Linked DNA regions of Mus musculus: regions 1, 3 and 4 are each linked to region 2. A link is a contact called in ENCODE POLR2A ChIA-PET data. All regions are on one chromosome and are shown on one strand. Each heading gives the region's core, a stretch centred on a gene start or an enhancer-like site at or near the end of the contact. The rest is flanking DNA. Distances are from core to core; before and after follow the strand shown. Region 1 holds the start of Rccd1 (RCC1 domain containing 1). Region 2 holds the start of Idh2 (isocitrate dehydrogenase 2 (NADP+), mitochondrial). Region 3 holds the start of Ttll13 (tubulin tyrosine ligase-like family, member 13). Region 4 holds the start of Prc1 (protein regulator of cytokinesis 1).

Region 1 (2,700 bases), core at 193-2,692, 210 kb before region 2:
TCCGCCCGTTTCCTACAGACCACACACTGGCTGGAGATCTTGCAGGCCCTGCTCCTCAGCCCCAACCAGGAGCTGCAGCACCGGGGCACCGTGGTGGTGCTGAACATGATGCAGTCTTCGAAGGAGATCGCCGGCACCCTGATGGAGAGTGAGGTCCTGGAGATCCTGTCAGTGTTGGCCAAGGGCGAGGAGAGCCCAGTCACCAGGGCTGCCGCAGCCTGCCTGGAGAAAGCAGTGGAATATAGACTCATCCAACCCAACCAGGACGGAGAGTGACGATCGGCCCGGGGCCCACAGCTCACGCATCTGTCACCCTTCACAGCTCTGAGTCAGCACTGGGATGCTCGATACTTGCCTCGCCTCCACAGCTGCCACAGTTGCACTTTGGTGTTCTCAGGACACACAGCATACAGCCCTGCCCTGCCAGCACTCAGGAGGGCCCTGTCTGTACTGTAGAGAGCTGAGGCTGGGGGACGTACATCCCATTCAAGCCTGAGGATTATGGGCATCAAGAAGGAAGGACACAACAGCATCCTCACATGCTGGGAGCATCATCAGAGCCTGCCAGCAGGCTCACCCCGCTAATAAATTCTGTGGAACTAAAGCATCTGTTTGTTGTTGTAGGCGGGGCTGCTGAGGGTGGGACACTCAGGAGCAACAGCTGGACATCAGCAAAGTGTGCTGTAGAGCGCTGTTGCTGTAACAGAAGGAAGCCAGTGGGCCCATGGAGAACCTTTGTAGACAAGGCCTTAATATGGGTAGGACAGGCTGGCTTCAAACTGATAATCCTTTCTCAACCGTTAAGAGTTGTAGGAATTACAAGTGCCAACACCCACGCTGGTTTCTTTCTAAATCCTGGTGAGTTAGCCTAAAGCTTAGGAAGCTGATCAAATTTCAGTGTCTTTTTTTTTTTTTTTTTTTTTGTTTGTTTGTTTGGTTGGTTTTTTCTTTTTCTTTCTTTCTTTTTTTTTTTTTTTTTGGTTTTTTTTCGAGACAGGGTTTCTCTGTATAGCCCTGGCTGTCCTGGAGCTCACTTTGTAGACCAGGCTGGCCTCGAACTCAGAAATCCGCCTGCCTGTGCCTCCCGAATGCTGGGATTAAAGGCGTGCGCCACCACTGCCCAGCTTTTTTTTTTTTTTTTTTTTTCAGTGTCGTTTTTTTATGCTGGTCCTTGGATACATTTGTCATGATATTGTGAGTTTTCTGTGATCTCTACCCAGTCTGTGTTTGGAATTTGGGGTCAGTGTGCGCTTCCCTCGGGGAAAATACATTTTTCTGTAACTCTGCCAGGTTGAAGGAGAAACAGGACTCAAATAGATTCCCTATATGGCTAGGAACACCGGTTTCTTAGAGGCTGGAGTCCAGGCTTGGCACTCATTGGCTCAGTACAAGTAAGTGACAGAGCCTGGGCCAATCAGTGAAGGCACTAGTACTACAGCTTCCTGTTTGGCCCTCAGTCCTGCGCTTGTTCAGTAGTGAACGACCTCCTTCCTTGTTCAAAGGGAATGGAGGGTGTCAGGGCTTGGTCTTCGCCCGCCGTTTCCCTCGGATCGTCAAGAGTATCCATTCATTCAGTGGTTCCAACCGCGTCCACTGCTGTTGGCGCGCACAGGAGACTTCAGCCTACTGCCTGGTGGCAGGTAACCCGGCGCATGTGTGCCGGTCAGGCGCGCCCCAGTGGTGACGTCACCGCTCGTGCCTGCGATTGGCTCCGAAAAGCTGGCGCACCGAATGACCGCGTTGCTTGGCGCGGAGGCCCTTAAAAAGTGCTTTACTCCGCCGGCCATCTGTTCCCCGAGCCATACATTACTATGCGCTGCTCACTTTCAAGGTTTCCTGCTTAAAGGGCTTTCCTGATGAGTTGAGGGTACAGGCTAATGGGAAGATGAAAGATTCCTTTGGTTGGGGATCCAGGAGCTGTAGTCTCAGATCTGACTTAAGAGGCTCGAGAGTGTCTGTAAAATTCTGATCCATTCGAGTGAAGTGGCGTTGCATTTTGAACCGCGCGACTGTCTCCCAATTTCAGCCTGAGCTCCCTGGGACCCATAGTCATCACATTAAGTCAAAGGAAAGGCGCAGCAAAGACTTCTTGAATAAACGACCGAGTAAGGTCCAGTGGAAATTGTCCAAATGCCTCTGAAACCCGGTAAGAGCCAATGGTCATTTTCGTCGTTAAATTCTACTGTGTAAACTAAGCTAGGACTGTTTACACTTAAATTTTGATTTGTATTTATTGCAAACAGTTCTGCTAGGTAGATACAAGCAGTGCTGTCCCCACTCGCCTTGTAAAACTGAAGTTGTGCAATAGGATCCAGGTGCACAGGCACGCCCACCTAGGTCCCAGGTGTTTATTCTTCTTGTTGGGACGAGGCTTATAAATCCATAGGACACGGCTCAGCTCCACACTTGCTGTGTGATTGGGAGTCTAGAGAAAAATGGAGTCAATTTGAATGGAGACTCGGGGTTAAAGTTCTCAAGGCTAAGAGACTGGAGCTGTGGGCCTCAGATCCTAGTGTTGTATCTGATCTCCCACGTACATGCCTCACAGTTCCCTTGTGGTAATAGAAATAAGTTCTGGGTTGCAAAGAAAGAGACCACTGTTAAGGCCTAGATGGAAGGTTAAGGCCTAGGTAACCGTTACCTGGACAGCCTGCCATTATAAAGAAACTTTCTCATGTTTGTGCTGTTCCTAAGGAACTT
Region 2 (2,700 bases), core at 159-2,658:
CCTTCATCCATACTCTAACTGGTCTAGAAAGATGCATAGGAAGTCTGTTCTCCGACCTTGCACGTGTGGATCCTGGAGTCCAGGGGTCTGGTATTTCCAGGATGGCATGAAAGCCCAAGTCAACAACCTCTGTGGTCTTTACCGGTGTTTACACAAGAGAACTGGGAATCTCGTAGAAGGGCTCTCAGACTGTTCTGGAACATGCTGCCCCAGGCCAGACTTTCCTATTCCTTTCCTCAGTCCCTGGAGGGACCCAGATGTCTCTCCTTTGCATATACTCTCTGTACTGGATCCCAGAACCAAATCTGTGACTCGGATGGATTGAGACTCCAGGAGGGAAGCTTTGATGTTGGCAGTTCAAGGCCACTTTCCTGGCATAGCTCCACCTGACAACACTGTGAAGCTGGGTTGGGAAGCTGGGAGCACAGGGCAGAAAGGTTGCTCTCATCTGGAGTGAGTTGGTGTGACTGGGAGAGCTGGGGTGGATTTGTGATATTTGATACACAAAACCCAGACTTCAGTGACCCCTACTTCAAGAAAATGAACAGTGATGGATTTAGCTTGTATGTTTCTGTTTGTTTCCCCACGCAAACAGGTAAACTAGGAGCTGTTGGGCTGGGTTGTGGATGGACCTTTGCCTAGGATATAGGAGACATGGGCTTTCCTTCAGGGCTACATAACTACTAGCATAGAATATAATTAACTTGGGCAGTGGTTGTACTATTGAAGGATGAACATACCTCAAACCTTTACACACAAATGTCACAGAAGTCTCCTGGCAGGCACTCTTATGTCCAGAAGAGACAGAGTCGGCCATGATGAAGGACTTTGGGGCTAGGAGTTTGGCCTAGTCAGGAGCAGAAGGAGGATTTCCAGCCGCCCCCCCCCCCGCCCCGCCCCGCAGCGTCTCATATAGCCCAGGCTGGTCTAGAACTTGGTATGTAGCCTAACTTCTCATCCTCTTGCCTCCACCGTACTTGGCATTTCAACTCTCGATCCTGGTTAGTCCACCCAACTGGACGCTACCTGGGGGAGACCCAAGTTGCCATGGTCTAGGTTCAAGACGGCAAAGCTTGTCATTGTCTTGATGAAAGCGCCTCAGGTCCGTCGGTCAGCTAAACGCAAAGGACGCAGGGGACTAAGGCGACGTGTCTGCAGCTGACATTCTAACGGAAGCGGGGAGTCTTGCAGCCGTGAGCCCCCGCGGCCCGATGGGTCTCCCCGGTACCTGATGCTTTGAGGATATATGGAGGCTCCCAGAAAGCGCGGGCTCAGCACTGGGGCCGCCTGAGCTCTGGAACAGGCCCAAGGGTGTCGAGCAGGCTCCTGCCCTGGCGTGGACCCGCCTTCTCCCGGGTGAGACCCAATGGGGCGGCAGGTTCTGCAGCTCCGCCCCGGTTGGGTCCCAGCCACCAGGGCCAGCCTAGAGTCCCCACCGCACAGCCCGGTGCAGCGGCGTGCTCGGACCTCGCGTGCTCGGGATGGCCGGCTACCTGCGGGCTGTGAGCTCGCTCTGCAGAGCCTCGGGCTCAGCGCGGACCTGGGCACCGGCAGCACTGACTGTCCCCAGCTGGCCGGAGCAGCCGCGGCGCCACTGTGAGTGTCGCACCGGGGGGCGGGCTCGCGTGCAGCGCTGCGACGTGGCGACGTCCCGGGAGGGGGACCCTGGAGTGCCACTCGCGACACGCCGGCGGTCGGGGAACAGCGGCGTGCGGGTTACAAAGGGCCGGGAGGTGGCCTTACACCGAGCTCCCGCGCCCCGCGCGCCTGGGCCGCTGCAGGCGCAGGGGTGGGGACCCAGGGGATAGTGGCAGCTGGTGGCCTGGGGCGGGATTGCTGGGTCCTATCAGGGCTGGGGTTCTCCAGGTATTCCGGGGGAGCATTTCCAGAGGTACCTGGACCCAGGGTGGGGTATCATGACTGCCTTGGGCCTTTGGAGGGGACAAGCGACCAAGAGGGGCTGGAGCGGCCTGCTGCAGCCCTAGGCAGAGGAGGGTCACCTCGCGCTCCCGGCTCAGACAAAGGCGAGGAGGAGAGGCCTCCACTTCCCCTTCTCTCCAATCCCTGCGTACTCTGGTCCCTCCTCTCCAACAGGCCCACGTCAGCTATTTTTGGAACCTTTACTCGACAGCTGGAGGAATGTCCTTCCATTTTTCCCGCTTTTGTTTCTCTGCCACTCCCCCACCCTTCGCTGCGCAGGACGCTCAGTCTGGGCCCTCTCCTGGCCCCTTGCTGGGCCAACCACGAGCTGCTGCATGTGAGTGGGTCCTGCCTGGCATACAAGCTGTGGAGACCTGGCACTGCACGCATATTGTCATTTTTCTGCAGTCAGTCGTTCCCATGAGATCTCTGCGTTGCCTTCAGCTTACTTCTTAGACGTGAAGGCGCAACTCCGGACAAAATAATCAGGGTTTTAGAGTCTCCATTACTAACAGATTGCCCAACCTGGCATGTGGGCATCTTTCATACCCTTGCTACTCAGCGCCTTGCTACAAAAGGCACGGAACAATGTAGAGCACTTGGTGGCCTCTTTTGATGCCTGTTGCCACGGAAATTCTATCCTGACCTGGCTCAAAACCCCTTGGGGTTAGCCAGAGGAATGAGGAAGAGGGGGTGGGTTTGGCTATGGGGTTTGTTCTGGCTAGAGTGGTAATCGTTAACTCACCGTGGGAGCAGCTGACCGAAGCTGGGGGCCAGGAG
Region 3 (2,840 bases), core at 264-2,763, 130 kb before region 2:
GTGAGCACTATGGGTTCAAACTCAAGGCCCTCATGCTTGAGCAACAAGCCCTCTTCTCCAGCTGAGCCATCTCATCAGCCCATAGTTATATGATTTTTGATGGGGGGCAGGGTCTCACGTTGTAGTCCAAGCTGGTCTAGAACACACGTAATCTTTTTGTTTCAGCTTCCCTAATGATGGGATTATATGCATGCACCATCATCTGGCTCTCCTCTCCTTTCCCAAAGGCTAAAGTGAAAAGCTTGGATCCCACCATGCTCCGCTACCAAATGGTGGTGTGAAGCCAAGGGGTAATGTCTCTAGAGTCACACCTGTGAGGGATCGAAGGAAAAGATACCTTCGTTTCCGCTTTCTTCTTCTCCTCCCAACTTCCAAATCATCTGTGTCTGTTGCACTTAATATTTTCTTTGGAATTTTCTTGGCTACAACCGATAAGGCAACCCCATTCTCAAATTCTTTATAGTCAGCCTTTCTAAGTGCCTGCTGGGTAGAGTTGGGGGTGGTAGATTCCTCTCTAACACATTCTTCCTCAGATTCTTCTTCCTCAATATCATCTTCCTCAGATTCACTGGTCTTACAGTTATTGGGCTCCATCCTCTCAGATTCTAAGGGGAAAGGGATAGGAATAAATATTTATCAGACCTTTCTCCGGGCCCAGGAAGTCCTGCAGGAATTTACCCGGAGCGCCTTTACGGTGCTAGAATGAAATGTTGCCCTTTTAGATCAACCCTACTGTAGAATAGGTTGTTTCCAAGTAGAGGGCTGTGGGGAGGAAGCATGGGGGGCTGATAAGATATAAGTGTGCAGTGCAGAATAGAGTTGACAGGAACCACCACCGCGGCTGTTTTGTTTCCTGAAGGGGAAGAAAGGTGGCTGACAGAACTGGAGAAGTCTGCTTTAAAACACAGCTGTAGAGGGCTGGAGAGATGGCTCAGTGATTAAGAGCACCGACTGCTCTTCCAAAGGTCCTGAGTTCAAATCCCAGCAACCACATGGTGGCTCACAACCATCCAGTGTACTCACATATAATAAATAAATCTTTAAAAAAAAATAAAATAAGATACAGCTGTAAATCAAAGGTTATCAATCAAAGGTTATCGGCCGGCGATTTCCCTGAGCCAGAACTCAGTTTCCCTACGTGAACGCGTTTGGGGTTGGGCCTCTAATAGCTAAGACTCTTTGGGTTACAATAGAGGAAAGGAAACCCACGGCAGACACTGCCCACCCGAGGTTTCGAGGAGAGCTCAGGGGCTGCTGGAGCTGCCCCTATCGGCTCGGGGCTGGACTCAGCTGGTCGCTCATGGCCGCCGCTCGTTCGCTGCGGCTCTTCCTGGGCGTTGCTGGACGTCGGGGACCTTCTCGTCGTTCCACAGGACTGTCTGTCCCCGCTGTCGCGAGGGGGAGCCCGCTCCCCCTCGGGGTTAACTCCTGGCTCCGAGATCCTGGCGGCGGCGGCGACTTCTTAAGCAAGCAGACGGCCGCCGCCGCCGCCGTCGCTATGGACACGAAGGCCGCCCCTATTGCAGTAGCGTTCTGGGGGCGTGGCTTTCCCGGGAACCACACCCACTTTGGCGCCAGTAGAAGCCATCTTGGCCCCCTAGCTGTCTGCATTTGCCGGGTGCGTCTAGAGGTCCGAGTGTACGTGAACGGCCGAGACGTATTTTTCCAACGCATTATGGGATTTGTAGTCCTCCCATATTGGGGCGGGTTCCACCTTTTCTGCTCCACTTTTCCTGGAATCCTATGGCCAACCCAAATATGTTTATGTTTGGGACAAAATAGCTGCTTGTGGTTCTTCCACATTTAGAAATGATGCTATAAAAAAATTCCTGCCCTTAACAGGGACAGCTGCGATAAGAACACATGCCTTCCAATGTTTCATTCACTAGCTCCATTAGCAAATTACAGAATAAGGCCAGCAAGGTGGCTCAGCGGACCAAAATGATAGCTGACAAGTCAGGGGGACATGAGTTCGACCTCCAGAACCCACATGGTGGAAGAAGAAAACAATACATTGTCCTCTCACCCCTACACCCATAACTTGATGTGGTACCCACAACCATAAATACTTTTGTAACCTCAAGAAAATGAAATAACAGAATGACCTCATTCAATTTCTCTGTCACTGTTGCCTTCCTATAACCTGGCATCCCTGCCCCCCACTTTGAATTTCATTAGCTTTCTTCACCAAACCCAACCCAACATATGATTCAGATTATTTTGTTGTAGCAAAATCCAGAGAATTTTGGATTATTATTATTATTATTATTCATAAAAAGACAAACATTAGCCGGGCATGGTGGTGCACGCCTTTAATCCCAGAACTTGGGAGGCAGAGGCAGGCAGATTTCTGAGTTCGAGGCCAGTCTGGTCTACAGAGTGAGTTCCAGGACAGCCAGGGCTATACAGAGAAACCCTGTCTCGAAAAACCTTAAACAAAAAATTGCAGAAACTACATTGAAGTGGAAATTTTCTTGGGGGGGGGGGGGACTCAGTTATGTCACGAGATGTTTTGCTGAAGCAGAGACAGGTGAGAATGTCTTTCTGAAGCAGGAAGGAAAAGGACGTGTGATGAGTAGAAAGAATATAAATATACTCCACAGACAGTGTGACAAGGCTCTTGCATTGGTTCGCCTTGCACTGACTTGCTGATCTTCCCTTGTCTTGACTTCATAGAGACTGGCTTGCCACAGAACTTTCTGTGATATTCAGGTGACTTCTTGCCGCTTGCTTCTGCTGACTTCTGCTGACCTGTGGAGCCTCTCTCTCAATTTCTTCTGGATCGACCGCTGCTACTGACGCCTGTTTGATGTTTGCCAGTAAGGCTGGACTGCTGCTAT
Region 4 (2,700 bases), core at 109-2,608, 180 kb before region 2:
ACAATACTACTTGTCAGTTGTTTTCATTCTATTCCCAGACTCTTGAGGCCAAGTATCTGGGGGTAAAAAAAATGATCAAAATCTATAATCACAAAACCAAGATTCTTAGAAATTACAAAGCCTTGTCACCCAACTCGTTGCAGAAAATTATTTTATAAATTCGAAAACGGCATTCAGCCTTTTACTCAAAGAGTCAGTTCTGATTGGATTTCCAATCGGGCACTCCCAAGCAGTGCCCGGGAATTTTCTTTTTAATAGAGGATTCTTTTTATTTATTTTCATAGGTGCGTCGGTGTTTTTCCTAGATGTATGTCTGTATGTGAGGGTGTCAAAAATCACCTGGAACTGGAGTTAAAGACAGTTGTGAGCTGCCTTGTGAGTGCTGGGAAATTGAACCCACCTCCTCTGGGAGAGCAATCAGTGCTTTTAGCCGCTAAACCATCTCTCTAACCCCGCCTGGGAATCTTAAAACGACCGGAAAAGAATTCGAATTTGTTAACTTGCAAGGAAATAAAGCCTTTCTTTCTTTCTTTCTTTTTTTTTTTTTTTTTTTTTTTTTTTTTTTTTTTTTTGTGACAGGGTTTCTCTGTGTAACCCTGGCTGTCCTGGAACTCACTCTGTAGCCCTGGCTATCCTCGAACTCAGAAATCCGCCTGCCTCCGCCTCCCAAGTGGTGGGATTAAAGGCGTGTGCCACCACTGGCCGGCTCAAGCCGTCTTCCTAACTCAAGTAAAAACGCGGAACTGTAAGACACGAAGAAAAAACGATACATTTAAAACTTTAAGGTTAAAAAAACTTCAGGGCTTTTTGTACTGTCTCACTCCGTAGCCCAGGTTAGTCTTAAACTACATCTCCTAGGCTAAACTCGAATCGATTTTGTTCTAGCCTCCCGAGCAATGCGATTACAGACTATACTCAAGAGATGAGAAGCCCACACCATTACATGCTCAGCGTTTACACAGAGAAGAGGCCGAGTAGCCGCGACTTGCGGCGGCACCTGAGCTCGGCCGCCAGCTACGCCAGGCCTGAGACAAACCCACCCCGGCCTCGAGGAAGCGTGTCAACCCCGCGCTGTCCCCGCTGCTCGCCCCGCTAGTGGCCTCGGGCACAGATGCCCTCCGGAGCCGGCTTCGAGCGCCCCAGCCACAGACATCGGTGCCTGAAGACCGGCGAACCCAGCTTGTCGAACCTGGTACCAGACCCGCACCTCAGTAATGGGTCCCGCCCCTAAGAGACCCGCACCTTCTCCTCATGGTGGACGCTCCAAGCTGTCCAGAATCGAGACCCTCCACTTGCCACGCGCGGGACGGAGAACGGTAACCAGCCGCAGCAGACTTCACCCGGAGTCCGTCTCCACTCTCGAGCCGTTGGACCCCGCGGAATTCAAACCGAGCCAGAGGCGGTGCCAAATGACAATTGGTTACCGCGTCCGCCACTCACGGAGCCCCGCCCTCGTCCCGCCCCTCCTGCGAAGGGCTGCTGCCTAGGCCTGGGATACAGAGACCGCCTAGGGCGTGGGAAGCGCTTGCACGGGGAGCGTGCGGGCCTCAATATGCGCATGCGTGCACCTATGCCCGCCTCAAGGGTGGGGTGTAGGGGTGTGGCCGATGATGTCACCGGTACCCACTGAGTTGCTGCCGTTGGGTTTCAAATTTTTGTGCTTCCTGAGAAGTATTGGGTAGACTGCCAGAACAGCTCGACTTCTTGCTACTCTCCAATGTCCCAAGAGGAGCAGGGACTAGCAGGAAAGCTTAGAAGGAAAAAAAAACCAGGCTCTTGGTCCTGGTACCTTAGTGGACAAGTTTATCGCATTTAATCATTAGAACACACCTGTTAATAATGATCATCACTATCCTGAAGAAAAAGATTTGAGTAGCTTTTCCAGAACGTAGGCGGCAGAGACAGGACAGGGAAATAGTTTGGGCTACAGGAAAAAACTGACTTGCCCAATTTAGCTGTGAGCAAATGGTGATTTGGGCTTTGTTTTTCTTGCACATTATAAGATTTAGGTAAATCAGGAAAACTCCACAATTTGAACATGACATCAAAGTATTTGTGTAGCCGGGCGTGGTGGCGCACGCCTTTAATACCAGCACTTGGGAGGCAGAGGCAGGCGGATTTCTGAGTTCGAGGCCAGCCTGGTCCGCAAAGTGAGTTCCAGGACAGCCAGGGCTACACAGAGAAACCCTGTCTCGAAAAACCAAAACAAACAAACAAACAAACAAAAAACAAAAACAAAAAACAACCAAAGTATTTGTGTGTCCTTTTCTTCCCACTGACCCATAGCATCTGTATCCCATTTTCAATGATTTACTATTACCTAATACACTGCTATGGGAGTATCTCCTTTGCTACTCAGACTAAAATTTGTAATAAAGCTGAGATGAATTTCTTTTTTGCTACCTCCTCCAAAATGATTTGTAGAAGTGTAATTATTGAATTCTCCTTTGCGAAGAGGTACTTATTAACCTATCTTCTGCACCAAACTTTACCTGGAGTATCCTTGTTACCCACAGCACTGGTGATTAGCAATGCGCTTTTAAACCACTAGCTTCCATCTATAGGCCCAAAATAAAACAAAATCTAGTTTATACTGAATTATAACTAAAATTGTCTGCTTTTCTGTATTGGTCAACTGTACCATCTATAAGAGTCTCATTATTTGCTTCTCTTTTTTATGATAAATACATTTATTAAATT

The links. ChIA-PET counts read pairs that join two places held with the same protein, here RNA polymerase II (POLR2A).
Region 1: POLR2A ChIA-PET joins it to region 2 with 14 read pairs in embryonic stem cell. The contact joins the promoter of Rccd1 here to the promoter of Idh2 in region 2. POLR2A ChIA-PET finds 5 or more read pairs at or near these places in 4 of 5 experiments (Patski and embryonic stem cell).
Region 3: POLR2A ChIA-PET joins it to region 2 with 12 read pairs in Patski. The contact joins the promoter of Ttll13 here to the promoter of Idh2 in region 2. POLR2A ChIA-PET finds 5 or more read pairs at or near these places in 3 of 5 experiments (Patski and embryonic stem cell).
Region 4: POLR2A ChIA-PET joins it to region 2 with 15 read pairs in Patski. The contact joins the promoter of Prc1 here to the promoter of Idh2 in region 2. POLR2A ChIA-PET finds 5 or more read pairs at or near these places in 3 of 5 experiments (Patski and embryonic stem cell).

Annotation. Positions count from the first base shown.
Region 1 is chr7:80,323,196-80,325,895 of GRCm38, reverse strand. It overlaps Rccd1 (RCC1 domain containing 1), which reads left to right and starts at 1,442. Exons shown (of 9, transcript NM_173445.4): 1 at 1,442-2,146. It overlaps Unc45a (unc-45 myosin chaperone A), which reads left to right. Exons shown (of 20, transcript NM_133952.2): 20 at 19-604. The coding sequence ends at 276.
Region 2 is chr7:80,114,058-80,116,757 of GRCm38, reverse strand. Idh2 (isocitrate dehydrogenase 2 (NADP+), mitochondrial) reads left to right here and starts at 1,408. Exons shown (of 11, transcript NM_173011.2): 1 at 1,408-1,596. The coding sequence starts at 1,482.
Region 3 is chr7:80,245,049-80,247,888 of GRCm38, reverse strand. Ttll13 (tubulin tyrosine ligase-like family, member 13) reads right to left here and starts at 1,513. Exons shown (of 15, transcript NM_177765.3): 1 at 1,226-1,513; 2 at 338-605. The coding sequence starts at 594.
Region 4 is chr7:80,293,134-80,295,833 of GRCm38, reverse strand. Prc1 (protein regulator of cytokinesis 1) reads right to left here and starts at 1,358. Exons shown (of 15, transcript NM_001374624.1): 1 at 1,243-1,358. The coding sequence starts at 1,253. It also overlaps a transcript of Rccd1 not described here.